Regions from separate parts of the Mus musculus genome. Here regions 2 and 3 are each linked to region 1. Evidence: chromatin loops called from intact Hi-C (ENCODE). Cell type or tissue: heart. All regions are shown on one strand. Links, peaks and the distances in the headings refer to the core of each region. The heading gives the core; the rest is flanking DNA. Region 1 overlaps Akap13 (A kinase (PRKA) anchor protein 13). Region 2 overlaps Sv2b (synaptic vesicle glycoprotein 2 b). Region 3 has its middle 32 kb from the start of Klhl25.

Region 1 (10,934 bases), core at 1,865-9,864:
CAGATGGTTTATATTGGATGTTGGCAATTTGATAAAATGACCAGAACACATTTAAGGAGGAGAAAGTAGGGGTGTATTTCTCATATTCTTCTGTTACAAATTGCCTTTTTATGCCTCTGAGGCTGCCTGTTTACTTTTCAGCTGTGGGGCCATAGAGAGAGTCTCTATCAACTCTTTTCGGAAACACACAGACACCCCTCCGACAGAGTAAATGCCTTTAAAAGTACCAGTCACACATGAGAGAGAAATTCTTTTCCAAGACAGGTTCCAAAGCAGCACATGGGTTAATAATCATTATCTACCATATGTTTGGGATAAGACTCTTATTTATTAGATTTTCAAGGGGAAGAGCCATTTCAGTTGCAAAACAGATTCCCAGAACCCCAACAAATATGGTTTATTATGTTACCCTCTCTGTCTTTTTCCCCTGGTACCAATGTTTTTGAATGAATAGCTTCTTAGATGAGACAGAAAACATCCTGATAATTGACAGGTATTATATGAAAAGAATAGCCAACACTAGATGCCTTTTCTCATTTAAGTTGTGAAAAACAAGACTGAATCTAGTGATTTTAGCTGTTTTTATTAGACTAATCCACAAGCTACTAGTGTCTGCTTAAAAAAAAAACAAAAGCAAACAAACAAACAAAAAAAAAAAGGAAAACTCTCTCAAATGTTATTTCCAGTTGGGGAAAGGTACTATGGGCTTGCATTTAATATACATTGCCTCATATGCTCTTCACAGTAAGCATATAGGATTTGGCTAATGTTTCCATTTTATATCCTGGCAAGTGCGAGTTTAAAAGTCCGCCAGCCAGCCTCCCCAGTGGACTTGTGTTCAGGTCTTAGATAGGCTCAGAAGACCTGGTCCATTTGATCTGTATCTGGGTGTTGAGGTGGAATGACTTAGGGCTTCCACATTGGATCTTTTCCCACTTTGGATTTGTTTTCAGCCTCCTAACAATGTGCACTTTGTCCATTGGATTGATGTGCTTGTCCGTGATAGTTAGAATAGATTTCCATCTAAATGCCATTAGAATCCTCATTTGGTAGCGCCTATGCAGATACTATGTTCAGAGAGAGGAACTTGTTTAAAAAAAAAAAAAGAGGAACCACTTAAAAAAAATTCCTAAATGCAGTTTGCGTAAGACAAATTTGGGAAGAACCATAGAACTAGGTTACCTGTACTTAAATGTTCTCAGTAGGAAAGAGGACCAATTTGTTAGTGATTCCCCTTCCCACTCCCACTCCTGTTCCTGGGAAACATGTTTCCATACCGGAACTAAAAGAATCTTGACTCACTTTACAGTTAGGCTACATTTTGTACCCTGAGCCTTGTTAGCATTCTGACCTCTTAAGTGGATTATCTGTTGTAACAGTATATTTCTGGTAGGCCTTGCTTCAGTGTTTCACTGTCTGGGGCACTGGCCAGCCAGATCTGAGAATTATATTTAAATAACAGTACTTTGTGAATAGTTTCAGAAGGTATAAGGAAATCAACTGTTGCTCCATGGTATGGTTTTATAAAGGCAAATACTATTTCTGTTCCATCTGTTGGACTTTCTAACCGGTTTCCAGTGGTTTGAGCTTTACATTTTATTTTCTTGGCTTTGTTAGAACTAACAAAGATGCTTTTTGGTGACTATTTAAAGGATACATTTTATAATAGCTTTGTGTTTCCTAAGCTTTCAGATAACAATGAGGGGAGTTAAATTTTCCATTTAGCATTTGAAGAGGAGTCTTGCTGGGCACTGGAAATTAAAACATAATGTTCTGTATGCTTAATTCACTTAAGTGGGTATTATGAAGTACTTGTTACATGAATGGGAGCTTTGGACTGAATTCTTTGATTGGGAGACAGAGGCTCAAATACATGACTGACTGGTAAAGTACTACAAGCAGTAGCTTGTTCTAGACAGACAGCAGGAGGAGATGCTGCAGAACTGATGGGGACCCTCAGAAAGGATAGCTTCGAGAACACCCCACTTCAGACGTGTAAATGTTGGGCTTGGGGCCAGCAAACCAGAATCCTGTAATCCTGGTGCCTACTAAAATCTAGTCATGAACCAACTGGACAAGAAGGTTAGTTTTAAAAGCCCCTGATGAAGCCGGGCGGTGGTGGCTCACGCCTTTAATCCCAGCACTTGGGAGGCAGAGGCAGGTGGATTTCTGAGTTTGAGGCCAGCCTGATCTACAAAGTGAGTTCCAGGAAAGCCAGGGCTATACAGAGAAACCCTGTCTCGAACAAACAAACAAACAAACAAACAAACAAAAAAAAAACCAAAGCAAACAAACAAAAAAAGCCCCTGATGAATTAAATCAGAGCAGTTTGGGTTGGTTAATGTCTTCCAACATGGCTGATAAAGCAACCCATCACATATAAACAAAAAATGGTTATGTAGATTGTTATTTCAAAAGGACAAGTGCCTAACTTCTCTTTAAGGCCAGCTTTCTGAGTAGACTGTTAATAGATTTTGAAGTCACTGTTAAGGTGCATACTATTGATTAATTTCCTGCAATTTGTCTCTGGTGTAGTTACCTCACATCACTGGTAATGGTGACTTTCAGAGGACTGCTTTGTTACTGGAGCTAGCAGTTCACGTTTTGTTTTGCAGTAATTTTTTTAAATGTCATTTTGAATTTTGCACAGGTTCCTGTGTGGATGTAGATATGGAAGCAATATGGACCATGATGCAAATAGACCTGATTCCATAGGTTTTTTTTTATTTGTCTGTAGACTGCCTATATAAATTATGCAGCATAAATGCAAGCAGTATTTTGACATTAGCATTTTAAGTTTAAAGATCCCTACTATGAGTGGTGCTATGTTGAGTTGGTGGAATGCCAGGTAAAAAGTCAGTTCCAAATGTACTGTTTGTTGCTTGCCTTGAAACACCATCACCTCCTCCTGCCCCCAAATACACACACTCCTACCACCAAACCATTTAGCCTTCAGGATTAATTTCCTGCCATTTGTCTCTGGTGTTCTGCCTTATGCTTCACCCTTTTGTGGAATCTATCACGCCTCTCTTGTCTCAGCTATGCTGCAGAGAACACTGTAAACACTTCAGATGCATTTTTGTGTATGCATTTTCCCCATTTACTCTGTTGGATACTTTGTAAGGTTGAGGGCAGCACTTAAAATTTTTTTTTATTGCTTCCATTCTTATTTGTGCTTTATCTCAGAGCCTTGCACAAAATGGGCACGGGAGTTTTTGTTTAATGTTCTCTAGTGGAATTCCGAGTGATCCTCGGAAAAGAGCTTTGCCCCCATATGTGAATGGTTAGTAATGTTTGATTATCCCAAGAAGATTTATGTCCTCAAAGGGAAGATCAGTTAAGAGATGAAACTACACAGGAGAACTTCGTGATCTGGAGCAAGTGACAGAGTGTTCCGTTGTTTTGACCCCTGGGGTGGGTCCTTTAGTGAGAAGGAACTACAGAGTGAGGCTGAGCATACATTCGAGTTCTCGCCAAGCTGCTGTCCTGGATCTGTTATTTACTTGGAACTCTGTGTGTGCTTTCTTAGTAACCTTGTTCTACTGCTCTGACAAAGCAGTGAATTAGGAATTGTTTTCTCATTTTATGGAGGAAGAAATTGGGGTAGGATTTATATTTAAAGTTACCAGTGTGTTTGCTTGAGGATGGAAGTTTTCCATTGCTTCTTTGAGACATGCTTTGTCATTTGAAAGTGAGACCATCAATTTGTTTTTAATTAAAACCTTTATTTATGTGTGTGTGTGACTGTGTCAACTGAGTGCAGAAGCCTGAAAAAGCCACAAGAGGGCATCAGATCCTTTAGACCTGGAGCTGTGGCAGCTGTGAACCACCCATGGCCAGCATAGGTGCTGAACTCAGGTCCTCTAGCCATCTCCAGCTTCCTTGTTCACTTTCTTAAAAATTAATTATTTATGTTTTCATCCATTCATCCATTATTTATTTATTTTATGTGTATGGAAGCACACAAGTGCCACAGTATGCCCATAGATGTCAAGAGGCCAACTTGCAGGAGTTAATTCTCTTTCTTAATGTGTGGGCCAGTGGGATCCAGCCAGGTCTGCAGGCTTGGGTGAAAACACCCTTACTCACTAACCTATCTCCCTGGCTCTGTTTACTCCTTTTTAAACCAAGAAAGAGCTGTTGGCTCTTGTATATCCTTGGAGCCCTTCACAAAACTCTGTTTGGATTAACTGCTGACCCCATGTGATATACAGAGCATCTGGCAGCTGGGGTGGAATTCTCAGCTGTCTCTCTTTGTTTTGTCCACAGAAGGAAATGTGAGTTTTATCTTACTGCTTGGGCAATGGTACATTCCTTTTTTGGTTCATGAGACCCACCAGTCTGGATGTGGGTTCATTTCCTACCATTTTTGTTATCTTGCATTAGTTTAAAGATCAGGAATGAACATAACCTACTCTTAATGAGCATAAAATTGGGAGGCATCTCTGGTGTACCAAAATTCTATTTTGAGGTTTAGCTGACGTTGTCTAGTTCATCCTTGTATTAAGGAAATCCAGGGAGCAAACCCTAAGAAGCTAGGTCTGCAATTTTATCTTTCCCTTACTAAATCTGTTTTCTAGATCTCGGTGACATTCCTTATTCTTGCCACATCTATGGGCATGATTAAACATTGTTTGTATCTTACTCAAAATTAACTGTTTTTATTTCTTGACTAGGAGAGAGAGACAGATGTTTGAAGACATACTACACTGAGGTTGAAAACCATAGTTTTTCTGGATAGTATAGTTGAGAATACTGCCTTTTTTTTTTCAGATGTGATATATTTGTGTGTGTGCAAATGTTCATGCACACTAGTGCATATACACATACAGAAGCGATTGGCAGAAAAGTATATTGTAGTTGTAATCATATACACCTCTGATTATTTCATGCCTGGTAGTACTTATATAGTATGCTGTGTTCCCTACTTAATTTTCTTTTGTAATCCTAATAGCTTCATGAAATGACTACTCTGTATTAGAGAGGGGGAGACAGTGTCACAGCACCTGTGTCATTTGGTGGATCATGCAGCTAGTAAGGGACAGAATTAGAACCAAACCAGGTCTCTGTCAGTCCCTACAAAGTTAGCAATAAATATCTATTCTGACTTCATTGGGTGCCTGATCAGATTTTTGGAGAGTCTTCTGTGCCTTCTAGAACGTGGAGGATTAACTTAGAGGTTCTCTGAACTGCTTCATTGATGACTTTGGAGAAGGAAAGATAATTCATAACCAAGTAGATAACTGAGATCTGGCTGAGTTCAATACTCGAGCCGGTCTGCCCCCTTCTATCAGCTGCAGAGTAGGAAGAGCACAGCTTAAGTAGCTTGCTCTCACGGAGGGGAAGAGGAGAGGAGTGGAGAGTCAAGGAAGACGGATGTTACCTACCAGCTGTGAGCTTTCCTAAACGAAAATTAATAAACAACAACAACAACAAAAACCTTTGTTTTCTGCACTTTAAGCAAATATCTGATCCTGTTTAAGAAGGGAGAATAGACTGTCTCTTTACATGTTGACCTAATTATTGTAGCCGTTCCACGTAGTTATGAAACGGTTCTAAGAGAGGAGACACTGCTTTAAAAAAAGAAAGATAGATCTGATAAAGGTGGATGGAGAGGTGGTGGGAGAATGGAGGTCCTCCTGGGGATAACAGACTGCTCAGGGCAGCTGGGGGTACCCAGTGGACTCACCAAGCAGGGAAGATGGCTTGGGGAAGGTAAGCTAACCTGTATGGTTCAGGATCCACAGTCCTGGTAAAGGTGGGCAGAGAGGTTGCCAGGAGAATGGAGGTCTGCCGGGATAGCAGACTGCTCAGGGTAGCTTGGGGTGCCCCAGAGATCTAAATCCAACACTCTCCATCCAGTTTAGCTGTGTTTATTTAGCAAAAACAAACTAAAGTGAGCTGTGTACAGCAACAGAAAGAATTGGAAGATTAGAACTTGAGGAATGCTGCTCTCGTAGGGGACACTTACACACATTAAATGTATTCAAAATGGTTTGTATTTTATTTCCATTTCATCTTAAATCTCAAAATTCTTGTTTGGGAGAGAGAAGTGGATTTATTGGGCGCCATCTACTGGTTTTGTCTAATAGCCCAAAGAAGTGAAGCCTGCAAATGGCTAAGAATTTGCTTCAGTATTGGTGACGCGGAATTCGAAGCTGGAAGACAGTAGCAACTTTATTAGTAGTGGTACTGTGTGAGCTGAGTTCTGTTTACATTGAGGAGAGGGAGACTTTTAACTAGAATATCCGAGAACATGTTAAAAGAGGAAGACTGCTAAGTGGGTTTAATTGGCCATTGTCATTATCTGGCAAAATAGAAACATCAAAGAAACTGTATAATATTTTCTACCAGTGAAGTCAGTCCAAGCCTGTACTTGCAATGACCTAGTTGGTAGTAAAATCAGTGAATTCCTCAGTTGATTTCTGTTTATGTTGTTTGAGGTGCTTTTAAGTAAAGCTGAGGGCTTTGCTTGCTAGTTGGGAGTGGGCTGTACCCAAGGCTCTTGGAATGTGTCTGAGCACTTTCTCTTTAAGAGAGTTGGTACTAAGGACAGGGGAGATCCTATTATGTCTTCTTATCAGGAGTGTTTCTGAGTCTTGGTTCTTTTTAACTGTCATTTTATGGACGTGAGCTGAAATCTTTTCATCCTCATAGCATTATATTTTAGATCTTTTGATTTTTTTCATCCAGTTATCTAACCTAAGATAAATTGGGGAGAGAGATTTGCAGAGTAGAGTTAGGCATTCATTTATCCAGCCAACATTATTGAGCACTTACAATCACGCTTAGGCACTGATACTGCATTGAATAAAACAAGTATGCCCTTAACTCAGATAAATATGCTGTCTAAAATTCTGTACATCAGTATACTGTATATATGTTAAAATCATGAGTCATATCATTACAGGAGAGGTAAAGCAGGACAAGGCAGGTGAGAGGCGGGGTGGGAAAGCTCTTACTCATCCCCACACTCTTGAAGGATGGTGATCATTAGCGTGCACGATGAACATATGTGACCTTTTCCAGCGATGTGTAGACTTGCATGGGGCAGGAGATGTAGCCTTTCCATGGCCACCCTTGTTAGTGTCCGATGGACTGGGAACTGTGGTCCTGGAGAATGGATTCCTGATCCTCAAGCCATGGCACATTGCTTCATGACTGTGCCATTTCATTTACTTTGTGGTTTTGCATACATCCTTTCAAGTCCTCTGAATGGATGTATCCTTTGTCTATTCAGTTCTTGCCTGAGCTCCCCATTTAAAGATTCATGCTCTTTGCTTTCTTTAATAATCTTTCTGTTCTATAGCTGGCTTATTTATTTCCCTTTCTTTCTATCTTGCTCAGGTTATAGCTTCTGTTTTGGTTACTTTTCTGTTTGCCTGAGTGACTCCTACTCTGTCAGGAACTAACTCTTCATGTGTTTCTGATTGTCTTTGGCCAGGGGCAAGGTAGTGTGAACTTCACTAAAATATATGCAGACTTTTCTGTCCGTCCATTCTGAAGAACACATAGCATGGTTTCACCTAAGTAAGCCAATACAGGGGTTTGGCTGGGACAGTAGAGTTCTTACCCAGCCTATGCTTCAGCACTAGCCATGTCACATTTTCCCCCAAAAGGTTTTTAGACAAGGAGTTTACAGTCGTATACCCTGTAAATCACTGCCTACCATCTATTTTCTGAAACAAAATTTCATTGAAACAGGGTTATATCTTTTTAATTTTATTAATCTATTTGAGGGGAACTATGAGTCTGGAAGCTAGAGGACAGTTTGTGGGAGTAGGTTCTCTTCTTCCAACCTGTGGGTTCTGTGGATCTGGTAAAGGTCTGTGTAGAGAGGGAAAGGATTAAGGGGCAGGGTTCCCACAAGTACCAGATTTACCACATAAGCCATTTGCCAGACTATCCTTGTTTCAAAAAGAGAATTGAGTAATTGTGAGAGTAATCAGATATGTTCCCAAAAGCTGAAAGTTTTTACTATATAGCCCACAGAAAACATTTTCCTACCCCTATATTGGAGTTGAGGTCAATCATGCATGGTAAAGACTCTGTTCTGACCTTTTTCGTAGCCTTGGTCTTCTCAGAGAAAGGCTGTTCATCTTAGTATCTGGACATTAGCATTAAAACAGAAACTTGTTTTATGGTATTGTATGGTACAAAAAGAAAGGCTTGCCCCTTTCTTGAGTCCAACTTCCTTTTGCCATATATAGTTCAGACTCCAGTCTTTCTGAGTTGGTATGGATTCCACTCAAAGCCTAAGGAGAGGGGGGCGGTATTATGGTTTACAGTGCAAATCTCTGTGACAGATCCCAGCCTGCTTCTGGAGAACAGATGTCCACCCATACATACAACAGCAACTGGCTAGAGTAGTGGCAGTGGTGCCTGCTTTCCCTGCCCTCCACCCCTGCTCCCTGTATCAGACTTCACTGCTTCTGAGGACAGGCATCATTGGCTGTAGGGGAGGCCAAGAAGCAGTAAGTTGCAGGACTGGGCCACAGTTTCTAGGAGGAGAAATTGGCCCACCTGTCTATGACTGGAGACTCTGTGGCATGTTGCTTCTCACTTAGTATTTTCACGGGTGGACTGGAGCAGGTTGCACACAAAGCTTGCCAAGTAGGAATGAGCTAGAGGAATAGAGAACTGCCTCTTTTCCTTGGCACTTGGATCAGGTCTCTTTTAAAGATGGGAAGGAGGTGTGTGTTCCTGGGGGGCAGGGGTGTGTGTGCAGGCATCCACAGCCTCCCGAGTGACCTTCCTCTCTCTGTAATTTCTGTCCGGTAGTATTTCCCTCACATAAGAACTGGAATTCTTTTAAAATGTGAATCATGTTTCTGCATTACTTGCCCCTCCTCCTAGTGGTTTAACACCACACGTAAAACAAACAAATCCCCCATATAAAGCACTCCAAAGTTATGTTGCCTCCCATTGGTGTGTATTTGTGTCTCCTGACTGAACTTTGTTCCTTGTTGATGCTGAGTTTGTGCTTGCCTTCTGCTTGCCCCATTCTTTTCTCTGACCTGATGCCATCAAGAATCAGTATAAATGTAACTTTTCAGAGGAAAGTTTTCTTACCATTCTTAGCACACTTTGTATGAAAGTGTTTCTCCCCCCTGCTTCGTGCACACTTCAGCCTACTTTTTTTAAGTTAATCTTTTCCCCCCACAAGGGGATTTTCCCTTTAAGGTTACATTTTATGATCTGATTTCGTTTGACTGCCTCAAGCTCCTTCTACACAGACTGTTAGAGTCAGCATTCCATACTTGAGCGTCCTGCGTGGTAGCAAATACCCTGCCCCTGAGGAGTGGAGGCTTTGTGTGTGAGCACACATGCATTCCCTCCCTCTCTCCTGTAATTTGGGTCCCATAATTAAATTTTGTGGTATTATTTTTTGGGATAACTTTCAATATAAGGAATAGCTCATGTAGATGGAAAGTTTATTTATTTCAGGTTTGCTGTTGTTACATGGCATGGTGAAAGTTCTGTCATAGCTAGTGTTTACAGCTTCTCAGATTTTACAGCTGTTTCCTGTACAACTGGATTTAGTCTGTAATTTCTTTCATCTCCTCCCTTACCACCTTTGACAATTCATTGTTTGAGAAGAAATTTTAAGTCGAGCAACAGAATTTGTGTCTTTGGGCCCCTTAGTGACCTGTTTGAGATAACTCTGTGGGAAGCCTTTCTATCTATTTTGCTCAGTCATGTCAAGATCTCTCTTAATTCCTGACCCTGATCCTGTTTTTCCTGCAGTGCCTCTTATTCAGCTGTAGGTACGTACAGCTTTATGGATCTTCTCCCTGAAGGAAGGGACTGTGAGCCCGAAAGGAGCAAGAATTGTCTTGTCTCTATAGCCTCAGGTTCACTCACCCACATGCTCTCCCATGTCTGTTGTGAGAAGAAAGGATAAGACTTATCCACTTATGTGCAGCATGTTAAGGTTCCTTTTTAAAATATGAAATATTTCGGGTTCGGCTTAACAACCATTGAGGGCTATAGGCTAACCACGTTAAAGAGTTGTTGAGTGCAAATGCAAACTAGTGCTTCCTGTTACTAAGCTGTGTTGTGATGTCATCTTCTGGGCTTGTGTGTCTGCCTTAAATGATCTGCCTTGAGCCTGGGGCATCATGGGCCATAGTCTTGTGTATGTATAATGTATAAATGTATAGACTCAGTCTTCAGTAATTAAGTACTATTTAAGAAGAACGAATGAGGATTGTGGTAATAGAGGGTAGACAAAATGGCCCTATCACCTAGCCTGATGACCTGAGTTTGATTCCACAACCCCACATGGTAGACTGCACGTGATCTTAGCTAAAAGGCTGAGAAGCGATGACACATGGTAGACTGAAGGAGAGACTCTCTCCACATCCACCATAGTGAGTGTATGTTCCTTGCCCCTGTATAGCACAGTAATAACTAATATAGTAGAAAATCACTAAGATTGTAGTAATGAGAACAGAATGAAAGGGAAAGTAATGAACACATTTGTGTCAGATAAACTTCTACTAGTTACCTTATTAGGTAGACCTAGACTGAGAACTTGTACTAGCAGCAAATAATTGAAATAAAGTAAGATACATGGAAGGAAATGTTTTGGTAACAGATTTTTTTTTTTAAAATCTTTTATTTGTTCTTGTGTGTGGGTATATATGCATGAGAGTCCAGCTGTCCTGCAAGTCAGCAATGGCAGATCGCCCAGGATTTGCAATTACAGGCGGTTGCAAGCTGCTGGACAGGGTTGCTGGGAACTGAACTTGAGTCATTGGCAGAGCAGTATGTGCTTACATAGTCATCAGCTTCACTGAGTAAAGGGGTGTGCCACACACAGTTAAGACTCTTACCTTTATATAAACTAGCTTTAACTAATTAGTAAGACTAACAGTTATATCTTGTCCAGATTATGTTGTCTTCAAAAGACTTTTATTTTTCCCAACCAC
Region 2 (10,934 bases), core at 1,408-9,407, 420 kb before region 1:
TTGGGGGAGTAGAAGAGGGGAAGAGAAGAGAGAAACAGAAAACTAATTGGGACATTTTTAATACAGGAAGATGCCTATGGTTTCAAATTATGTACACCAGATGTGTTTACATAGGACAGCTATTCCTGTCTCAGTCTTTGCCTCTCTTAAGATATCCTTCTCTTTAATATAATAATGGGCTGGTATTTTAATATTCTTCCAAGGGTAGCTAAGAAAGCTGAGCCATAAATCAAAAATGAATCTGACGCAGGCAGACCTTAAAATATGTCTCCAAGTGGGTTATAAAAAGCTAACGTTATAAGGAAAAAGATAAAAGGAGAAAGGACCAACACATTTTATGAGTCTCTCTGTAGGTCATCTCTTCCGATATCTAACTTGTACGTTGAGTCATCTCAAGATTTCTCATTAGGAAGGTTCAGAGGCTGAAAGCAACATGACCACAAAACCCAGGTATAGTGGTACCCACCTTCAATCCCAGAGTATTACGGGTTCAGGGACAGACTGGGCTATATAGTAAGATCTTGTCTCTAAGTACAGTGATTGAGGTTGGGGAGTGAGTTAGCAAAAGACAATGTATATGTTATTCCCTTAAGGAAAGAGAAGCCACTGGTAATGCAGAGTCTGGAACAAAATTATTATGACAACTTTGCTGACCCCAGCAGGCTCCAGTGGATAGTCCCAAATCTGTGATTATATGGGCAATCCTGGCTAAACCCAGTAGGTGACAAAGCAGAGAGATTTGAACATGTGAAGAAGGGTTGTTGGAGTGTGAGGGAGGTAAGCAAGGCAGAGGGGAGAGTGGTCTGAATGCATTGCAATTTATACATGTGTGAAATTGTCAAAGAACAAGGCTAAATAATAAATTTTAGAAAAGAATCATTATTGGGATAATCTATTTCAGTCACTCTCAGACTTAACGCTTTGTCCACCAAGGGATATAAAGGACACCATATTCATACCAATGTAGTCCTCGTGTTTGTGGTCTAGTAGTGTCACTGTCATAAGACTGACTCTACAGAAAGAGTTGATGATTATAATTGACTGTGATCATTGCCAAGACAGAGGCTAGACTATCCAGTCACCACCCAGGCTCAGAAAACCACTGCAGTAGAGCACACAGAAAGAATGTAAGAGCTTGAGGATCAGGAAGAGTGCCATGAAATGCTGTGTAGGGGGTGTGGCAGGACTGTTATGCTCAGGAACTAAGAGCAGCCACGATTCCCAACACAAGAGCAAGCCGATAATATTTCAGCATACATAGGAGAGGAGCTCTTGAGGCTGTACTCTAGCTAAGGAGGTAGGGGAGGGAGAGTCATTTATCTTCATGAGTATGCCCCCACCTGCTAATAGGCTGTCCATGCTGTGGTGGATGGTCCCAAACCCATGTGCATACAGGGAGCACTAATTTGACTTTAATGGGCTATAAAACAAAAGAGAAGAGGAGGGGTGAGGGAGGTGAAAAGGGGCAGTATTGGGGGAGGCCAAGAGGGAGCATAGGGGAAAATACAGGTGGATAGGATCAAAATTCAGTATATACATATAGGGGAAATTGTCAAAACTGAATCAAAAATATTCTTTTTTGAAAAAAAATGTGTTTGATAGACTCACCAGGACACATGTCATAACGAAAAGAATAAATTGCTGAAATTATACATAATTCAAAAGAAACTATCAAATACACACAGAGAAAAATAAAGACAGAAAGGAATATCTAAAACTACAAGGGCATACAGGACAATCTAATATAGGTAGCATTCATAATTCAAGATGAAAGGGGGACAGAATTTGTCAGAATAAATATGTGAGATAATGGTGAATGATTTTCCCAAAGAAATATGGAAACAAAACAATAACTTGAGAAGTTCACAGAGGAAGGTACCAGAAGCACAAGAAAGAGAAGGAAGAAGTGTCGTGCACACACACAGATAAGTAACAAATACAAGGTCAAGGTCAAGTGTGGGGCCACGCCTTCAATACCAGCACTTGGAACACAGAGGCAGGCAGATATCTGTGAGGTCAAGGCTGCCCTAGTCTGTATCATAATGACTTCCAAGACAGGCAGGGCTGTTACAGTGCGAAACCCTGCCTTGGAGGGGAGGGAGGAAGAAAATATTGAAAGGAGGAAGATTTTGAAAAATCACATCAGATAGACTGACAGGCAGATAGGCAGACAGATAAAACTGTAGCAGGAGCCAGTGAGATGGCTCAGCGGGTAAAGGCTCTTATTATACAACTTAAGAACCTGTGTTTCAAGAAAATCAAGAAGAGGGAAGACCAATGGGTGGATACTTCAATGGGAACAAAATACCCATGAAAGGAGTTACAGAGACAAAGTTTGGAGCTAAGACAAAAGGATGGACTATCCAGAGACTACCCCACCTGGGGATCCATCCCATAATCAGCCACTAAACCCAGACACTATTGCATATGCCAGAAAGATTTTGCTGAAGTGACCTGTTATAGCTGTCTCGTATGAGGCTATGCCAGTGCCTGGCAAATACAGAAGTGGATGCTCACAGTCATCTATAAGATGGAACACAGGGCCTCCAATGGAGAAGCTAGAGAAAGCACCCAAGGAGCTGAAGGGGTCTCCAACCCTATAGGTGGAACAACAATATGAACTAACCAGTACCCCCAGAGCGCATATCTCTAGCTGCATTTGTAGCAGAAGATGGTCTAGTCGGCCATCACTGGGAAGAGAGGCCCCTTGGTCTTGCAAACTTTATATGCCCCAGTACAGGAGAATGCCAGGGCCAAGAAGCAGGAGTGGGTGGGTAGGGGAGCAGGGCAGGGGGAGTGTATAGGGAACTTTTGGGATAACATTTGAAATGTATATAAAGAATATATCTAATTAAAAAAAAAGAACCTGTGTTTAATCCCCAGAATCCACATAAAAGTGGGAGGAGAAAACTGACTCCACCAAGTTGTCCTGTGCATGCTGTGGCACACATATCTCCCCCAACACACATCACACACATGTACATATGTACACATGCACACATGCGCACACACACATACACACACAAATACAACATGTACATAGAAAAGTTTTATTTAAAATATGGGACAGTGGTTCTCTTTCTAATGCTGCCCACTCCCCTTTAATATAATTCCTCATGTTGTGGTGACCTCCAACCATAAAAGTATTTTCATTGCTACTTCATAAGTGCCATTTTGCTACTGTTGTGAATCCTAATGTAAATATGTTTTTCTGATGGTCTTAGGTGACCCCTGTGAAAAGGTCATTTGACCCGAAAGGTTGTCACTGGTTGAGAGCCACTGGTATAGAGGAAGTAGAGTTTTCATGTGAGCATATCTAAGCAAGACCCTTCCTACTCAGGAATTTTACCTTCAGTTACTCTAGCGAGAAAAGCTCTTTCTCATAAAGATAATTTTTTGCAACATTATTGTAATGGTGAACAATTGTCACCTAAATGGCCAGCAACAGAATAGATAGATAGTAGCATATGCATGAGATGAAATTCAAGTTTAAAAAAAAATGAGTTGTGTAGCTATGCTAGCCATCACCATAGCTGCAGCTACCTGAATAGGTCCGGCAAAGAGTGGATCCATAAACTGTCAGACAGAGAAGAGATCCACAAGCCCCGCCCTCCCTATGGGAGCTGTAGGCACTTGATGGCTCTAGGTGACAGAAAGCCATTGTCCTTAGTGACGTGGCCTCTGTGATTGGTCACTCTCCCACAGACAGCTTTGTGCACATGCCCAGGTTACACCCAGTGAGTCACCATGCAAAAACAAAATCAAAATGAAAAGCCACGAAACTAGAATAGAGACCTGGTAAGGAGGGGGATGATAGTGGGAGTGGAGTCAGAGGGGTAAGGGATGGAGGGAGGTGAATGTGCCTGGAATCTATTTTGTGCATTTATGAAATTGTCACAGAATACATGAATTTTGAAAAGAGTGTGATCCTAAACAAACAAAAAGAAGTTGTATAATAAGCATGTGCAAAGCAAGGAATGGAAGTGCACAGTTGTAATCCCAGCCAGAGGTGGAAGCAGGAAGATCAAGAATCCAAGAGCATCCTCAGCTACAAGGCAAGTTTGAGACCAGCCTGGCCTACACAAGGCCCTGTCTCAGAAAAACAATCGTAATAACAATTAATGTACATTATATATTTTAGCTGAAACGTGACACATACAGAAGACTGTCGTGCAATGCTTACAGATACAGAATTACACTGGAAAATACACAGAGGCATGCACAAATATATAGCACCAACTCCTGACAATGGTGGTCTGAAGAACGTAGCTTAGAGCGGTCTTTCTCAACCTTCCTAATGCTGTGACCCCTTAATACAGCTCCTCATGTGCAGACTCCCATCACACAATTATATCCTTGGTACTTCATAACTGTAACCTTGCTGAACCACAATGTAAATATCTGACGTGTAGGAGAGCCAATATGCAACCCCCAAAGGGGCTGTGAGCACAGGTTGAGAACCGCTGTTCTATGATACAGTGCATGCTTCATATGTAAGAGGTGCTGGCATCAACTCCAAGTAACTTCTCTTCACAAGAAGGAAACACGGTTCACAAAATGAGTACTTAAAACCTAAGCTAATGACCTAGACGTTATGGTTTATAAGGCTGAGTACCCCAAATAGTGTTGTCTGTATTATTCCCTAGTCTCTCAAAGTACAGAATATTCCACCATAAAAAGAAGGCAATAGTTCTTCAAAGGTGATAGGATTACAGAACCAATAATGAAGAAGAGTCTTAGGAGCTCAATTAGGCACAAAATAAGCCTCCGATAGTCAACAGGTTTCTTATGTATTTGCAATCATAAACCTTTTATTGGGAGAAAGAGATCCTGTTTTCAGTGCCCAGCAAAAATTACAAAGTGCCCAGAAAGACTGTCAAGAAGAATGTATACGTGACCCACACAAAGCAAGAAGTGGTACTGAGAAATTCTACCACATAGTTTAATATGTGTTCCATATGTGAACGGTAACCTTCAAGTGCAGGTTGTGAGACGGACAGCCCAGTATATTGCGGCAATTGCCTATGTTCACCACCTACTGTTGGCATTTGCAAGGGACTTTACTATATTGAAATTAGCCACCATTAGTGTTAAAACCCACATCTTATTTATGTGCTACTAAAAAGGGACCCTGGTGGCATCGTGACCTTTCACGCAGTGCATGGGATCCACCTTTGCTCACTGCCTGACTCTGCCTCCCCCTCTGCTTCCTGCCATGCTCCCAACCTCATTTAATGGTGAATCACGAGCCTCGTTTGCACTCTGAGCTACTCGCAGCTGACCTTTAATGGAAGCCCTGTTGACTTCATATGACTTTTTAATAAAAAGCCTTTCTATTCCTCAATGGCAAGTCACCTCTGTGAATGGAGGTGCAGTCCCACTGCAAACCCAACCCCAAGGGTTCAGAGTACAGCTTCAACTTCCCTTCTGCCAAAAAGAAAAATGGAAATCAGGTCATGGCTTCCTGAACTCTCACAGACAGGAATCAGGCACCTCTCCCTGGTATCCTTCCCCACACTAACCCACTCACAAGCGGGTGCTGTCTCCTTGAAGCAGTCCCATCAATTAGTTAGCTACTTAGTTAATACATACGCAGACGGGAGCCCAATCTTTCTCTTAATTACTAGTAAGGGTAACCTAACCTGGCATTTTGGCTAAGAATTATAAAATATGAATTTAATCCTTTGCCTTTCTTGCAATTTGAAAATCTCACAAACTCTGAGGCAAACACTATGTTGGAATGCAGAGAGCACTTATGTCCCATAAAATGTACCAGTGGCTGATCTCTTGGCGTGGGGCCAAAAGTGGCCTGTGCACTTTGATTTCTTCTTGAGGTCAAGGTTTCTCGGAAGGATAAGGATTGGCTTTCAGTGGGACCTACAGTACACGGAGGGAGTCTGAGGCCCTTCATTTTCGCCATGTGTTTACTCAGTAAAATAAAGCATTTTCGTCTACATTTTAAAGCAACATGTGCATGATGTCATGGGGCGGGGGGGGGGCGGGGAGGCAGGGGGACGGGGCGGGGGGGTGGAGGGGAATACAGGACAAAAAGGATGCCTAGGAGGATCAACAGCTTGGGGCTTGGAAAGAAGAGGTATTGTTATGTTCTGACCACCAGGTGGCAGCATAACACAAAAGACAAAAGCATGGTAAATTTTCAAATTTGTCCATGAAGACAGATACGTTTTGAATTCAATCAGCTTCAGAGGGGACCCCGTGACAGTGCCAATTTTGTGATAATGTGGTGGATAGGGAGTTAATGGCACTGGGAGCGATGTGTCTAAGCCATAGCACCTCCAGAAATTCCGCATAATTCTATGGTCACTCACCCACCACTTACCTCAGTGACCTTACTAGGTACAATTTCAGAGGGCAACTTCAAGGGGCCCATGCTATCCTGGAGAAAAATATGACCTGGAGCCTATCATATGTCCTGCCTTTGTCTGCTACTTCACCTCCAGGGGGCAGCCTCATAGAGGAGATGCAGCAGTCTAAACTCTCCACGTCATTTGTCCCGTACAGAGGGAGATGAGTCAAATGAACTGAGCAACCTCACAAAGACATAAGCAGAACCTTTCTAAAACTCCAGTGACTTCTCCCCTAAGAACAAGACTCCCACTGACCACAGAACATACTGGTCTACCTTCTGAGGTAGTATCATATGAAGAATAACAAAAATGAGTTTCATAATAGCACAGAGAAGCTTCCAGAATCAAAGGGAAAGCTCAACGACCAGGCCACAGATTTTTTTTTTGTTTTTGTTTTTGTTTTCAGGGACCTCAGCATTAAAAGTTGTGCATCCATTATTTCCCAGTGCAATGGCAAAGCCCGTGGTCACTCACACAATGACAGTCACATCCTAGGAGCTTGCTAAGCACAGTTCAAGCTCAAAAGAGGACACGCTCAGCCCAGTGGCACCAGATGGAATGTGGCTTTCTGTAGTACCCTTTCATCAAAGGATCAAGTTCTCAGAAAAGACAGACACATTGGTCACCTTCTACCAAATGTCATGTTATCTTATAGTCAGGGCACAAGGGGGGAACCTCAGGGGTGGGTACAGTACAGAGTCAGCCCTCAGGGGACTATAGTATCTCTAGCAGTAAGGATGGGTTGTGAGGGCCACTCTATCCTTGGAGTCCATCCTTAGTACACCGAGCTCTCAGCATCCCAATGCTCTCTTCCAAGGGAACCCCATTGACTGCCACTCAGGCCCAGGGGAAGCCCGTGGTTGCACACTTACTTATCGTTCACAAGCTTCCCATGTTGGTGGATCTGGTTTTCCATGGTAAAGTTGATCGTGGCGCCATGCACGTGCTCACCAAAAAACACCTTCATTTTAGACTTATATTCTTCATCCTGGAAATAGCGGATCATGTCGGGGAACCACACCGTCAGGCCGTAGTAACTGCAAGAGAGAAGGAGGAGAATCTAAAAGGCCCCCCCGGACTGGCTCATTCTTTCAGCAGTGGAATCTGCATCCATGACTTACTGTAGACCACAATTAATGTAGTAATCTGGTTCATTATTAGCAAATGGAAAACAAAATTCGTCACATTAGCACACCTAAAAGACGGAAGAAAATGATATTCTGATATGCACTTGATTAAAAGCTCACAACAACAAAGCCTACCAGTAGATTAGGGACTGGTGGGCCCTTTTCTAACCTATAGAAAACAGATCTTAACTCAAAAGCCAGAACTGTAGTAAAAGGAGACACGGTAAAGATATTCTCACTGGGTGAGGACCGCATGCTCCGCACTGCTGACTCGGCAGCACTTAGACAACCCGAGTAGATGAAAGACAGAAAAGAGGAAGGGGGCTGAGCAAAGAGGTCAGTGGATAAAGTGCTCACTGTGCAAGGTTGAGGGTGATTTTCAGATCCCCAGCTCCAGCATAAATCATAGGTAGACAAGATGGCCTGGAGAGGTAAGCACAGGGAATCCCCAGGACAAGCTGGCTAGCCAGACTAGACAAAATCAACAAGATCCAGGTTCAGTGACACCCTGCCTCAGTAAATAATGTGGAAACAATCTGGGAAGATACCTAACTTTCAATGTCTGGCTTCCATGCACATCTGCCCATGTGCACACAAACACACAAAGAAAGAGAGAGAGTGTGTGTGTGTGGGGGGGGTACATATATATACATACCACATATACACATGAAACAAACATAGAGATATATAAATTATTTTTTAAAGCTCTCCTTTTGAGTGATATAAATTATACCCCAAACCCTCAGATGTTACATCAAAGCAACATTTATCTGACTGAGAGCAAAGATGCTCTGTTCTATTGATAGCAGGGAAAGCATGTGTGGAGAAGAGCTTATTGCTGCCTAAAAATATTTCTGGTGGCTTATCTCTTTTGACCCTTGAATGCCACTTCCGGGAATCTAGTTCACTGACAAAGCAGCCCCAGTGAACCCAGGCCACAGATTATTTCGGGAATCTCAGCACTAAAAGCTGTGGGTCCTTTATTTCCCAGTGCAATTGCATACCCCACGGTCTCGACGTCGTGGCACTGTTCACAATAGCAAAGATCTGGAAACTCCCAGAAGTCTTACAAGGGAGCCTTGGCTAATGACGAGTGATGGAGGAGGTAGTGTGGGGTACTACTCAGACATATTATTCCTCTTCAAAGAGGAAGGCCCACAGATGGTAGGACATGCTGATAATCCCAGATTTAGCAGGAGGAGACAGGAGGATCAAGGATTCAAGGAAAGCCTCAGCTACATAGTGAAATTCTAGCCATCCTGGGCTACGTGAGCTCTATCTCAAAACGGGGCGGGGGGGGGGGGCTCGAGGGAGGGAGGGAAACCCAAACCTTAGTTGATTAGCGTGGATAGATACTGGGTACATATCATTGACTACAATAAGCAAATGCAAAGTGTTTTTCCTTGAATAAGAAAAGAAGAACAAAGCATCTGCATAGGCTATGGGGACCTTGAGGAACAGCTACACATATTTACAAATCTTGGGAAATACCTGCATATATACACAGACTTTGGGAAACTATATATATATGTATATATATATATATATACACAAATATATAAATATACAAATATATACTTGCTTACATTTTTGTGTGTGAGAGAGAAATAGAGACAGAGAGAGACAGAGAGACAGAGACAGAGAACAGGAAAAAACAGGAACTAAAAGATGCATGCTGGAGGCAGAAGGGAATGGGTGGAAGACAGGAGGGAGCAGAGGTAAGATTTCCCTGGTGTTCTTACATTTGGAATATATTACCTATTAAACGAAATTAAACTCAACATAAAGAAATATAAATAAAGCTCACTTTTTAAGCATTTGATGATTTGAATATTAGTGCTCAGTGTCTTTGACTTCCAAAGTGTTGGAATTGAATAATCCCTCTATAGGCTTCCTCTATAATCAGCCTGTTTGGGTCTGGAAGAGCTAATTCTCATCCCTTGCACCCAGGATCACATTGATTTACCTATATTCATGCACCTATCACAGAGATCACTAGAGCTTCATTGGTTTTCAGGGGTGAAGGAGTTGTTTGGGGTCATAGTGAAGGGACCATGGCTAGCTCAAGCCTGGCAAACAAGTCTCTGGCAGGCCAAGCCCTCTCCCCATTCCCTTGGCCTTTCTAAAAACTGTTAGATTACATTCCTACAGCTAGCCCTCAAGGTCTAATCCTTTATTTAGCCTCTTCCTCCTTCTGAGGTTGACTACCAAGGTCCAGCTACCAAATCCAGCAATTAAAAGCCCCCTTTGGCTCATGTAATGAACATGCCCAATTAAATCAGACACCTCATCCTAACATGGGTTTTCCCTCTTTACCGTTATAAATTGCCACTTACCTATGGGCTACTTCTGTCCTCTCTCTATCCAGAGACAGTCCTTTGTCCTGTCCACCCCAACTGAACAAATACCCCTTCCCTCCTCTCCCTCACACCTTCCCTCCCCTTGATCCCCTCCCCCTCTCCCTCTTCTTTTACCTCCTCCCTTGTCCCTGCCCTCTGTCTCTCTGGGACCAATAAATCCCCTTTGTGCTGGGAACTTGGTTTTAGGGTGTCCTGAGCTGACTTCTGAGGTTCCCTCCCCATGGGCTATAGAACAAGGCACTTTCACAGATCTAAGTTTACAGTCTTCCTAATTGATCACTCCAGATGCTCTTTGAGCTGCCTCTGAAAGCTTTACACATCCTGCATAACACAGCCAGGAAGCAAGGTGAAGCTAAGAAGAGCCTGGGGTGCCCGCCTGAGGTTTACCGGCAGAACCAGATCTAGCTCCTTGTTTTTTCTTTTTTTGTTTTGTTTTGTTTCCTTATTGCTGGACAAAGTATGATAAAAGCTGAAACTTTATCCACACCTCAACCTTCAGGAAAGTACAGGCATGTTCAGCTTCAGGCTAAATCCAAATGAGTCAAAACCCACAGGCCAATCTCACTTCCTTAGCCAGTAACAGGAAAGAAGACTGCCATCTGGCTGCTGGAACAAAAGGCAATATTGGCTCCAGAGCTTCTGAGAAAGGTCCCATTGGTTTAAAAAGAAAAAGCCAGAAGCTCAGTAATTAACAATTACAACTAATGGTAGAAAGCAGTTCACAATCAGCAAGTTCACGGTCAGCGCTTACCTGAACTCTCCTACACAGGAGATCTTTGATGTTAGAAGAGGAGGGGGGGGGGGTGATGAACGGCACCATTATGATTATTCCACAAAACTTATGTATACTTGAAGACTACGTTGTACACCATCAGCATGCTTATTTTCTATTTGTCTGCTATGCCTCAGAGTAGACGAAGAAGGCAAAGGTTTTGTCCACAGGAAGCCTGTAGGCATTCTGCAAGCGCAGCAATAAGACTAGCCTGAGGCTAGAACTCCTCCCTCCCGGCTGCTCTAAGGGACTCTGGTTGGGAGAGGAGGTTTCTGTTCTGAGACATGACTAGATTGAGTTGCTTGTT
Region 3 (10,934 bases), core at 2,059-10,058, 320 kb after region 1:
TAATGCCCTATGGGCCACTGTCCTCCTACCACTCTGAACTATAAACACAGGAGTATGTATGTGCTAGATAGATGGCAGCCTAGAGCAGAGCTGGTCTCCTACCTCAGCCTGAGTCTCCCACACTGTAGTCCCCTCAGATGGGCTATCGGCCTTCCACATTGTTCCCTCACTCATGTGGTCCACCTTGCCAGGATTTTTGGTACCCTTTCTGCCATAGCACATGGCATAGCATACAGCCTTGTAGTAAATGCACATTGGAGATAGAGGGCCCCTGACAAAGACAGGTTAGGTCTCAACTTCAGAAGGCCCCTGACAAGCTGTCTGTCCCCAGAAAAAGCAGTGTAGCTCTCAGAACCTCAATGGGTACACCTGTGAATGTTTCAGTGGCTTTGATGAGGACAGAGTAAGTCAAGACAAACCTGGAGAAGGGTGTGGTGGCCAAGGCCTGTAACCCAGCACTTAGGAAGCTGAGGCAGGAGAATCATAAGATTGACAGTTGTAGGCCAGCCTGGACTACAGTTTGAGATGACTGTCTAATAGATGAAGAAGCACACAGCCGGGTTGTAGAACATACAAAGCTGCACCTGTTTTCCTGGGAGGTGCTAGACAAGTATGATCCGTTCTTGCTACCCTCGATGCTTTGGCCAAGTACAGGGCCGGCCCCTGCCACAGCCCTTGCCTGGCTCAGCCTCCTGGTGTGTATCTACAGGTTTCTGGCACTGTGTTGTGGTTTAAGCAGCACCACCATGGACATCTTTGCCCAACTCTGCACTTTGTGGCAGTGCTTTGGTCTCCTTGAGATCCAAGTGTGAGCTTGGGGTCAAAGTTCACTCTAGTGTAACAGAAGAGCTAGGCTGAGGTGTGAGAGGGCCAGGTCTTTGTACATGAGGCTAGCCCACCTGTCCATTGTTTGGCACAGGCTTTCTGCCTGTTCAAGAAGGCAGCTCCCCTCTTGTTACCGACTCTCGAGTATCACCAAGGAATCATGGATTTCCAGCTGGGTCGATGGCTTTGTGGGTAAAGTGAGGGCATGAGTTCAGATCCACAGCAAGCCAGAGTCCTGTAGAAGGATGTGTCTGTAGCCCCAGCCCAGAGGTAAGACCAGCTGATGCTAGGATCTTGCAGGCCAGCCAGCCTAGACAAATGGTTAAGTTTCTTTCAGTGAGAGACCTTGTCTCATGAGACCTAAGGTTGAGAGTAAGTGAAATATATATCTTGACCTCTGGCCTCTACATGTGTACACTTGAACACACACACACACACACACATACACACACACAATTTTCTCTGTTCTTCATGAGTCTTGTGAACTGCAGATATTGGTGTCACTGTCACAAAGGGGGAAACTAGAAGGCTAGGACAGCCTTCAACGGATTATGAGACTAGTGTTCCAGTCAAAGAATGACACAGGCCTGCTGTGAGTCACACCATAAGAGACACACCATCAGAGACACACCGGATGATCCACACTCTGGATAACTACAGAAAAATCAGTGAAACAGCCACCAAGTGCAGCCTCCAGATGCAGCTCAGGATCCAACCCTATTTGTCCTTTCAGGTTTAACATAGAGGCCCTTACTCTGTTTGCATATTAGAGTTAACTGAGGAGCTTTTAAGAGCATTAGAGCTGAAGCCCCCTGCCTCAGTACCTCTGCTTTAATGGGTCTGGGATGGGGCCTAGGTAACAGGCCCCCCTACCCCAGAGCCAGAATTGTTCTTTAATCAGCAACTGAAGGGCCATAGTCCCTCTGAGGGAGTGGATACTGTGTACCTGGTGCTGGGGCCTTGGGGTTTTATATGGCAGAAAAGGAACAAAGATTTCATCTCTGTCAGTTCCCCTGCAGCCTCACAGTGGTCGGTACCAACAGGGAAGCGTCCTGATCTCTGACAGGAACTCCCTCAGGAGTTATCAGTGAAGAAAGCTTTCCTGCCCAGAGTGGCCCAGTCCACCTGAGACTTTTAGGTCACTAGTCCTTTGTCCCAGACACTCGGGACAGATATAAGAGGAGCAACATACAGGGAGGGGATGGTAAGAGGCTGGGAAAAGCAGAGCCATCTTGGGACTTCTATGGGTAAAGGACCTGAGAAGGGTCAGTCATTGTGTAAGCAAGTAGCTTGAGAGAGTTGTGGATCCATAGTGATGAGGGGCAGGGCCCGCCTAGACGCCCTGGACCATGGACCAGAGTCCTGTAGAAGGATGAGGGAACTGCGTAATGAGCTGCTTGCTGCGCCAGACCCTTACACAAGGTGCAATCACCTGGAAGCTTTGTTAGAGGAATCGGTTAAAGTCAGCCACTAACTGACAGTTTGAAAGAGAAATGAGTCCTATTTAGTCTTTGGCTTTTCTGTGTAGCCCTGGCTGTCCTGGAAATTGCTCTGTAGAGGAGGCTGGCGTTGAACTCAGAGATCTGCAGATCTGCCTCCCAAATGCTTGGATTAAAGGTGTGCAGCACCCCTCTCCCCTCCCCCTCTCACTGTGTCATTTTATAAGATTGTCTTGCAAAGTTCTAAGGAAACCACCTGTATATCCTAAATAATTGCCCAAACCTGTGAGCTTGATGACCCAGTATTTGGCTGCTTCCCTTAATCTGAGAACACGGGTGCTTAGGGTGTAGAAAGGCACGCTATAGCTGTGAGAAGTGCTCTTCCAGGAGAGTGACCCATAGGGAAGTGCAGCTTTAGGTTGGTCTTCATTATTTAAGAAGGCAAGCCGTTTCTCAGCTGTGAGCAGACACTTTAGTGCTGAATGAAGTGAGCCAAGGTCGTCTTTTTTTTTTTTTTTTTTTTTTTTAAAGAGGGCGTCAGATCTCATCAAGGATGGTTGTGAACCACCATGTGGTTGCTGGGATTTGAACTCAGGACCTTCAGAAGAGCAGACAGTGCTCCTAACTGCTGAGCCAAGGTCGTAATATATATCAGGAAGAGAATCATTAGAGAAATACCTGTCCAGAAACCGTTTCATATGGTTGAGTATCACAGCTGAGGACTACAATCCCATCTTTGAACTCTTAGAGAAACATACTGATCATTTTTACCTTTGTTGTACTTTCCTGCTAGGTTTAAGATCACATAGGTAGCCAAAATTAAATCTGTTTTTATTTATTTTTTTTAATTTATTTTTTTTGTACTGTCAAGGCCAACTGAGGATCTAGTCTTTAGAGGCCAGCAAGTACATTGATTGATTGATTGATTGATTGATTGATTGATTGAGACAGGGTTTCTCTGTGTAGCTCTGACTGTCCTGGAACTCACTCTGTAGATCAGGCTGGCCTCAAACCCAGAAATCCATCTGCCTCTGCCTCCCAAGTGCTGGGATTAAAGGCGTGTGCCACCACTGCCTGGCACTGCCCAGCTTCTTAATTTTTCTAAAAAAGATTTATTGTGTTTAGTGTTCTGCCTGCATATATGCCTGAACGACAGAAGATGGCACCATGTCTCATTATAGATGGTTGGTTATAAGGTGGTTGCTGGGAATTGAACTCAGGAGCTTTGGAAGAGCAGTCAGCACACTTAAATTCTGAGCCACGTCTCCAGCCCAAAAGTGTTATTGAAAAGGAGCTCCCAGCTGGGCGTGGTGGCGCACGCCTTTAATCCCAGCACTCGGGAGGCAGAGGCAGGCGGATTTCTGAGTTCGAGGCCAGCCTGGTCTACAAAGTGAGTTCCAGGACAGCCAGGGCTATACAGAGAAACCCTGTCTTGAAGAGAGAGAGAGAGAGAGAGAAGAAAAGAAAACGAACTCCCCCTGCATCTTCCATCTTCCCCAGTGATCATAATGTCCAGGAAGGAAAACCAGCTTAACATTTATTAATTTAATTAATATTTAGTAAGAAAACACTTCTGAAAATGTGAACATTGACTGAATATACAAAATCATATAAAGGAGCAATTCCTGGCCCCAAATGATTTCCAGACCCCTCTGAGGTGCATTTTCAAAGTTCCGATCCCCCGAGGCTGATCCTTAGTCTGTTATATCAGAATCTCCTCTCTTCAGAACCACAACTCCAGTAATATCCCTAAGCAGCCCCAGTTGATTTGCTGGGAATGCATCTGGGCTTCTCGTGGGCTTAGCCCAGGCTGGCAGCATCATGACCACACCTGGAAAACAACTCAGCTTTGTGAACACTGTTCACTGAGCTGAGCCTCTGGAAAGAGGCAGCCAACAGAGAGAAGGCTGTGGTTCACTACCAAGGACAAGCCTTCCTCCAGGGAGGATTTTGAACCCTCGACATCCTCTTGCTGCAGCAGAAGCCTGCTCCACAGTCTTCACGAAAGAACACTCAGCGGCTGCTCCTGACACCTCAGGGCCTCTGCAGTCCCGAGTAGGTTGGAGGATTTCATTTGCCATCCTTGGGGCTCAGCTGAAATCAGTGGGATCCAGAAAATACCATGTGCCTCTCTCTGGTGTGTGTGTGTATGTGTGTGTGTGTGTGTGTGTGTGTGTGTTTGTGTGTGCACGCATGCTAGATGCCTTCCTGATGCACATGAGAGCATGAACCCTCAGGCCTTCTATACAGGGGAGTTGAGTCTAAAGGTGACACTGTTCTTCAAGAGAGTGGGCAGCTTTCTCTTTGCATGAGGGGCGTGCACAGAGCTCCTGTAGTGTACACACCTCCGTTGAGCCCTGGGCAACATGACCTAAGCAGAGGACAGCATCATCAGAAGAATTTAGAGTTGACGGTGGTGGTGTGCATGGGACAGAGACTATAGACACAGTGCTCTGGGGGCCGTGAGACCCCTGGAATTTTGTGCCTTCCTCTTGGAACTGACCTCTCCCCCCCCCCCCGCCCTCGTGACTTTTGTTGAGTCCTTTATAGTTCAACAAGCAGAAAGTCTGCCTGTGATCTCAGAGGAAATAAAAGCCCCTTCATCTGTGTGTGTGCTCGATTTGATAGAAGCTCCCTCAATGGGGTCATGTGGGACCACACAGGTCTCATGACAGAATAGCAATACTTGCAAATAGAGAGCCCATAAACTAGAGCTATGTAACCTAACAAACCTGGGTTGGAGTTGGAGGCCTGCATCTCATACTCTGGAGGTGTGGGTTGCTTGTCCACGGTTTCATTGAGTGCAGCTTGGATGCCATGAGGTGATGTTGTAGCCAGTCCCTTCTCTTAGAGACAAGGTCATAGGGACAGGGTAGGGCACCAATGGTACCCAAGGTCTCTGCCTTCTTCCTGCTCCTCAGAAAGACAGTAATTGTGGCTGTGTGGTAAAACACAGAGCACAGGAAGTGGTTCCCAGAGACCTTCAGTCTCATCCTTGGTCCTCCTTGAAGAAGCTCGGCAGCTCTGGGCAGGATGTCTGAGCTGCTACAACACACAGTGCAGCATCTTACAGAACAAGAGATGTGAGGATGATGAAACCATGATGGGATGCAGGAGTGCAAGCCTAAGGAACCACAGTGATGCCCAGAGGTTGAAGAGCCACAGGCACCCTCAGAACATCACACGCCAGCATCAGTGACACAGAAAGTCCCCATCCTGCCCAGCTTCAGAGCTGTACTGTGTTCCTACTGTGACCCTCAGCGACCTGGCTGTCCCCAAGGCCTGAGGTTTCCTGAAGGGATAGCAACAGACCAGGTTTTAGGTCTTTCCACTCTTATCTGCCTGTGACTCTGGGCTTAGTCACTCATTTGTTTGTGAGATGGATCCATCTATGCTGCACAGGCAGGCCTTTCAGCCCTGGGCTCAAGGGCTCCTCTTACCTCAGCCTTCCAAGTAGCTGAGATGCCTGACATCTGCCAGGGCTTCTCCATTTGACTCTCCTCTGAGTCCTTCAGGTCTGAAAGGCTCCTGGGACAGAGTGGGCTGTTCACACCTCCTGGACAGTGAGAGCCAGGAGACATGGGTTAACTTCCATGAACTCGAAGGTAAATGGAAACCGACATTGGGAAGTGGGCCTTAACAGTGGGACGCTTGGGAATATCTGTGCTGCTGAGGGTTGCGGAGCAACTGGGTCTGTGGAGAAACTCCTAGGTATGGAGCAGCCCCTGGTTCCACATTCCTATCACTTGTCCTGCCCCACCCCGATCAGCAGCAAAAACACTGATGCCTGTCCTGTCTGCACCAAGCTACATGCTGTCTGAGGGGCTCACGCTGTCCAGCAGAGATGATGGTGGGTCAGAGGAATATAAAACGCATTTGTTCCCCTTCACAAGCTTAAAATTGCATGAAGAGATCGCTTGATACTTTCAATGCAATGAAAATCAGGGTAAGAGAATTTGGAGCAAGGTTCTCAGACAGACCCTGAGCTCTGTAAGGAGGCGATCCCTGGCTGCGGCAGAAAGGCTTGTGTGATCTGAGGTGGCAGAGACGGAGAAGATCAACCACAGCAGTGGAAGCAGCTGGGAATGCAGCTGCCATCCCCAGGAAAGTGCAGTTTGTTGAAAGCTGCTCCATCTGTCTGCAGAGCCTGGGGCACTAAGTGGAGCCACGCCCAAGGAAGGCCGGAGTGAGGAGCGAGGCGATGCTGCCCCCTACAGGTCAGCCTAGAACTGTCACAGTCTTGGAGGCTTGATGCAGGGCATCATTCCCTTGTCTGTGCTCATGTTAGTGGATGTTATGTGTCACTCCCCAGGAGCTGTCCTCCTTGCTCTTTAAGACAGGATCTCTCACGGGCCTGGGGCTCACTAATTAAGCTAATCTCATCTTGTGGGCGAACCTCAGGTATCCATCTGTCTCTACCTTCTGAGCCAAAGGGTATCACCACCAAGCCCAATTTTCATACAGATTCTGAGGCGTAAACTTTTCTGCTCGCAAGGCAAGCATTCGCCAAGAGAGCTGCTCCCCTGCCCAGTTTCCTGTCTTTGACAGTTAGAATGTGGCTTTATGAGAGAAATGTCTTGTTCTTAGTAAAGTGTGGTTAAAATAGTTAAACACAAAGAGATGTTATAGTATACTAAAAAGGTTTGCACGAACAATTACATATCTTTGACCCAAGCATGGTGGCCCACACTTATAATCCTAGGACTTAAGAAGAAGAAAGAAGGTTACCATGACAAAAAGCAGGGATACATCACAAAACACTGTCTCATAAAAGAAAAAAGTAAATATAAGAAAAATGACCTGTTTCATGTTTGAGCAGGCAAACTTGCAGCCCTTAACCTGCAACAGCGTTTCAGCCTCTGCGGTCTGAGTCAGCACCCACTGTCTGGCGGAGCGAGTGTCAGTCTTCTTTCACCACCCTCATTTCCTGGTTTAGTTTTAGAGTCAGTCTGAAAACAGAGCCGCAGTTGGAAGGGGCACACATGTCATCACAGACTGAGATTATCCAAGCAGGGGTTCCCCGGTTTTCAGACACTAGAGCAGCTTTCAGGGCTGCTAACATTTTTCCTGATCCTTTGTCCCATGAGCAAAGGGACTCAGGGTGACCTGGGCAGAGGTGAAACCTGATGGGTGTGTCCTGTGGCTCCATGCAGCATCCCTAAGTATACAGTTCACTGGTCTCTTCAGATGTAGATAGAGCAGAATTTAAAATTATAACCATTCAAATCCCATCTTACAGACAAGCAGTCCTGTAAAATGTCCTGTTTGTGTAGCTGTAGCCTGACAGTCTCACAGAACACACTTAGAAAGTCGAACCACAGGTGCCATGAGATTGACATCGGGTGTCTTAGCCACACTCCATTTCCTTTTGGGGCAGTCTGTGTTCATCAGGTATATTGGCCTGTAGTTTTCTTTCGCTTTTGATGTTCTATCTTTACCTGGTTTGGGTAGTAGATGTTTGGGAGGTCTCTCTCTCTCTCTCTCTCTCTCTCTTTCATTCTTTCTTTCTTTTGGTTAGTTGGACCACAGACCTGTCTGTCTTCTTTATTTTCTCAGAAAACAGGTTTTAGATTCCTTGATTTTGTTTGTTTGTTTGTTCCTATGTCATCAGTCCCATCTCTGGTTATTGTGTTTTTTTTTTGTTTTTTTTTTTTTTTTGTTTTTTTTTGCCATTTCTCGCCTTTGACTGGGTTTGTATTTGGTTTGTTCTTATTTTTTTCAATTTTTTTAGTTGTTTCATTTGTCACTTATTTTTACTCTTCCTAATTTCTTTTTTTAAAAACATATTCACCTAGAGTTATAAATTTCCCCCAGGACGGTGCTCAGTCCTAGAGGCTTGCTTGTGGTATGTTTTCATTTGAATTTAGTTCCAAGGAAATTTTCACTTTTTTTTCTTTATTTCTTCTTTTACCCATCCATCGTTTAGTAATGAACTGTTCATTCTGCATGAGTTCTTGTCGATTTTATTGTGTGTCAACACGTTTTATTGCCTTGTGGTCAGGTGAGCTACACGGCGTCGTCGCAATCTTTCTGAGTCTGTGAAGATTAGTTTGTGTCCCAGGATGTGATCTGTCCTAGCTTCAGTGTACTCCTGGGCATTGTTTGGTATTTGGGTGGAGTATTCTGTAGGCATCTGTTAAGTCCAGTCGTTGTATGGTGTCAATTAATTCTGATGTTTTTCTGTTTATTTTTTTGTCTAGATGACCAGTCTACTGGAAAAGTGGGGTATTAAAAACACCTACTATTAAAGGATTGAAGTTAATCTGTGTCTTTAAATCTGGCAGTAATTTTTTTAGTGAAGTTGTGTGCCCCTGAGTTTAGATAGTAATATATTTTTGAAAACGGTTCCCTTGATGAATGAAGTGCCCCTCTTTGTTTCTTCTGATTAATGTTAATTTGAAGTCTATTTTTGTCAGATATTGGTATACCGATGCCTGCTTGTGTCCTGGCCCCATTTGATTGGAGTCTTTTGTTCATCCTTTTATTCCAAGGCAGTGCCTGTCTTTAAAGCTAAGATATATTTCTTGTAGACAGAAGATAGATTTTGTTTCTTGATCTGTTCAGTCAGCCCGTGTCTTTTGATTGGATAATTGAGACCTTTTATATGTAAAGATTATTATTATTATTATTATATAATTGATGTTTATTTTATGTGTGTTGGTGTTTTGCCTGCATGTATGTCTGTGTGAGGCTGTCAGAAGCCCTGGAACTGGAGTTCTAGGCAGGTGTGAGCGGCCATGTGGGTGTGAGGAATTGAACCCAGGTCTTCTGGAAGAACTGCCAGTGTTCTTAACCACTGAACCATCTCTCTGGCCCCTAAAGTCATTATTGAAACACATGTGTAAAGTTTGCTTATTGGGTTAACTTTTGGTGCAGTGTCTGTGTTGTCAGTAGCACTTTATGTTTTGATAGTCATGACTTCATATTTCTTTTAACAATGTCTCTGCTATTATTCCTCTCTCTAGCCGAAATACAGATATAAACAAAACCCTGTTTTAACAGACTCTCTCTACGAAGTTGAGCATCATACCTGAATGAAAAAAAGAAAAGAAAAAAAAAAAGGAGGACATGACTGTTCCTAGGTATCAGGGAGGTGAAGTTTCATTGTAGATAAAAGAAAGTACATAGCCAGAGAAGGAGACAACTTGGCAAGTCCAGAATGCGCATGGCCCTGAGCTAGGTGGTGTGAAGAGAGAGAAGAGGGGCGAGCCTGGAGACCAGGAGACCAGGTGACCAAAAGGCCAGGAGGGTAAAGGCTAAAAAAGGCTAAAATGGGACTGGCATAGCCAAACTGGCTGGATTATATAGGGAAGGACAGCTGGGGGAAGGGCATCCCAGGCCTTGGGCTGGATGGGGGCAGGGTATGTCAGCCAGAGGGACCTGAAATAGGTGGGGACTGACGGTGACCAGGTCTGCTTGGATATATTCAATAGGCACCTCAGGTAGCCATTTGTCCCCAGTTTGAGACCTAACAACACCCACACTTCGGATATGGCCAATTTATACATTTACTCTGAAAATATTTTCTTCTATTAACCTTGGTATCCTGTATATGACATAGTTTAGTTCCAACGTTTTAGCAATTATTTTCTCATGCCTATAGAAATATGTCTGATAAGACGCTACTTTCATAGAGTACATTATAGAGGTTTAAGCCCTTTTATTTCTAGAATGACAGGAGTTGGACCTGTACATAAGAGTTCAAATGTCTCCATGGTATCTTTCCTCTTCATTCTGTGCCAGGAAGGTCATCGGGTTTTACCTGAACACATGGGTTTAAATCTCTCCTGTACCAACTCATCCATTATCTGTTATTTACTCTCTTTCCAGTTTCTATAATTAGAATATTTTAGCTCCAATCACAGTATGAATCGGATTAGAGATAAGCACACTAGCTATCATTCCTTTATTCACAAGTGAAAGCCACAATCCACAAAAGTAGCAACCAATTATTTCTTTTTCTCTCTTGTCTTCTGGTTTGCTCATTTGTTTGTTTTTCTTTTCTTTTATATATATATATTTAAAGACAAGGGTTGTCCTGGAACTTGCTCTTTTTACCAGATGGATGGGCCTTAGATTCACTGACTCCAGAGTGCTGGGATTAAGGGTGTGTACCACTATGCCTGGAATTAACTACATATTTAACTCAAGCAATAGCCCCCCCCCCCCCCCGCCCCCCAACCCTTGAGACCAGGCCTCTCTGTGTACCGGGGATGAACTTAGTTTTTAGACCAGGCTGGCCTTGAATTACTAGAGATCTGCACCTGTCTCTTCTTCCCAAGTGCTGGGATTAAGGGTGTGTGCCACCACTGCCCAGAATATATGTGTGTGTGTGTGTGTGTGTGTGTGTGTATCTTTATTTCCCTAGCAATGAAGCTTGGATTAACACCATCTTGCCTCTTAATACTTTAAGTAACTCAAAGGGTTCCCCTTCAAGATGGCTTTATTCTCCTCAGTTGGGCAAAATTTGTTCCCTCATCTATTATTATATTTCTCAATATATACTAATATTAAAATAATTCTCACTTCTGAAACTATAAAAATCCCAAGTGGGGTGGGTCTGAGGGCAGGCGGCTCAACCAAACCTAGTTATGGAAAATCCTATCTTAATCACCAGTTGATCACGTGGGGTGAATAATCACCATTTTTCCATGTTGCCCAGCTATGACG

The links. Peaks named below come from ENCODE experiments on the same cell type or tissue, not always from the same donor. Only the 100,000 strongest peaks of a DNase experiment are listed, where the experiment ranks them.
Region 2: a loop joins it to region 1, with 4 times the contacts of the local background. A loop is called at or near these places in 22 of 42 quality-filtered maps.
Region 3: a loop joins it to region 1, with 3 times the contacts of the local background. A loop is called at or near these places in 7 of 42 quality-filtered maps.

Annotation. Positions count from the first base shown.
Region 1 is chr7:75,550,056-75,560,989 of GRCm38, forward strand. The region is part of intron 2 of Akap13 (A kinase (PRKA) anchor protein 13); the gene reads left to right. Among named protein-coding and RNA genes, the nearest start is that of Akap13, 100 kb to the left of the region's middle. In heart, for the core only: CTCF peaks have their summits at 3,771 (motif pointing right) and 6,080 (motif pointing left); DNase peaks (open chromatin) are centred at 3,426 and 4,166; H3K27ac peaks cover 1,190 bases.
Region 2 is chr7:75,129,058-75,139,991 of GRCm38, forward strand. Sv2b (synaptic vesicle glycoprotein 2 b) reads right to left here. Exons shown (of 13, transcript NM_153579.4): 9 at 7,241-7,405. Among named protein-coding and RNA genes, the nearest start is that of 4930533N22Rik, 100 kb to the left of the region's middle. In heart, for the core only: CTCF peaks have their summits at 6,133 (motif pointing right) and 6,334; no DNase peak of the experiment used is centred there.
Region 3 is chr7:75,874,411-75,885,344 of GRCm38, forward strand. No RefSeq gene overlaps it. Among named protein-coding and RNA genes, the nearest start is that of Klhl25, 32 kb to the left of the region's middle. In heart, for the core only: a CTCF peak has its summit at 6,472 (motif pointing left); a DNase peak (open chromatin) is centred at 6,431.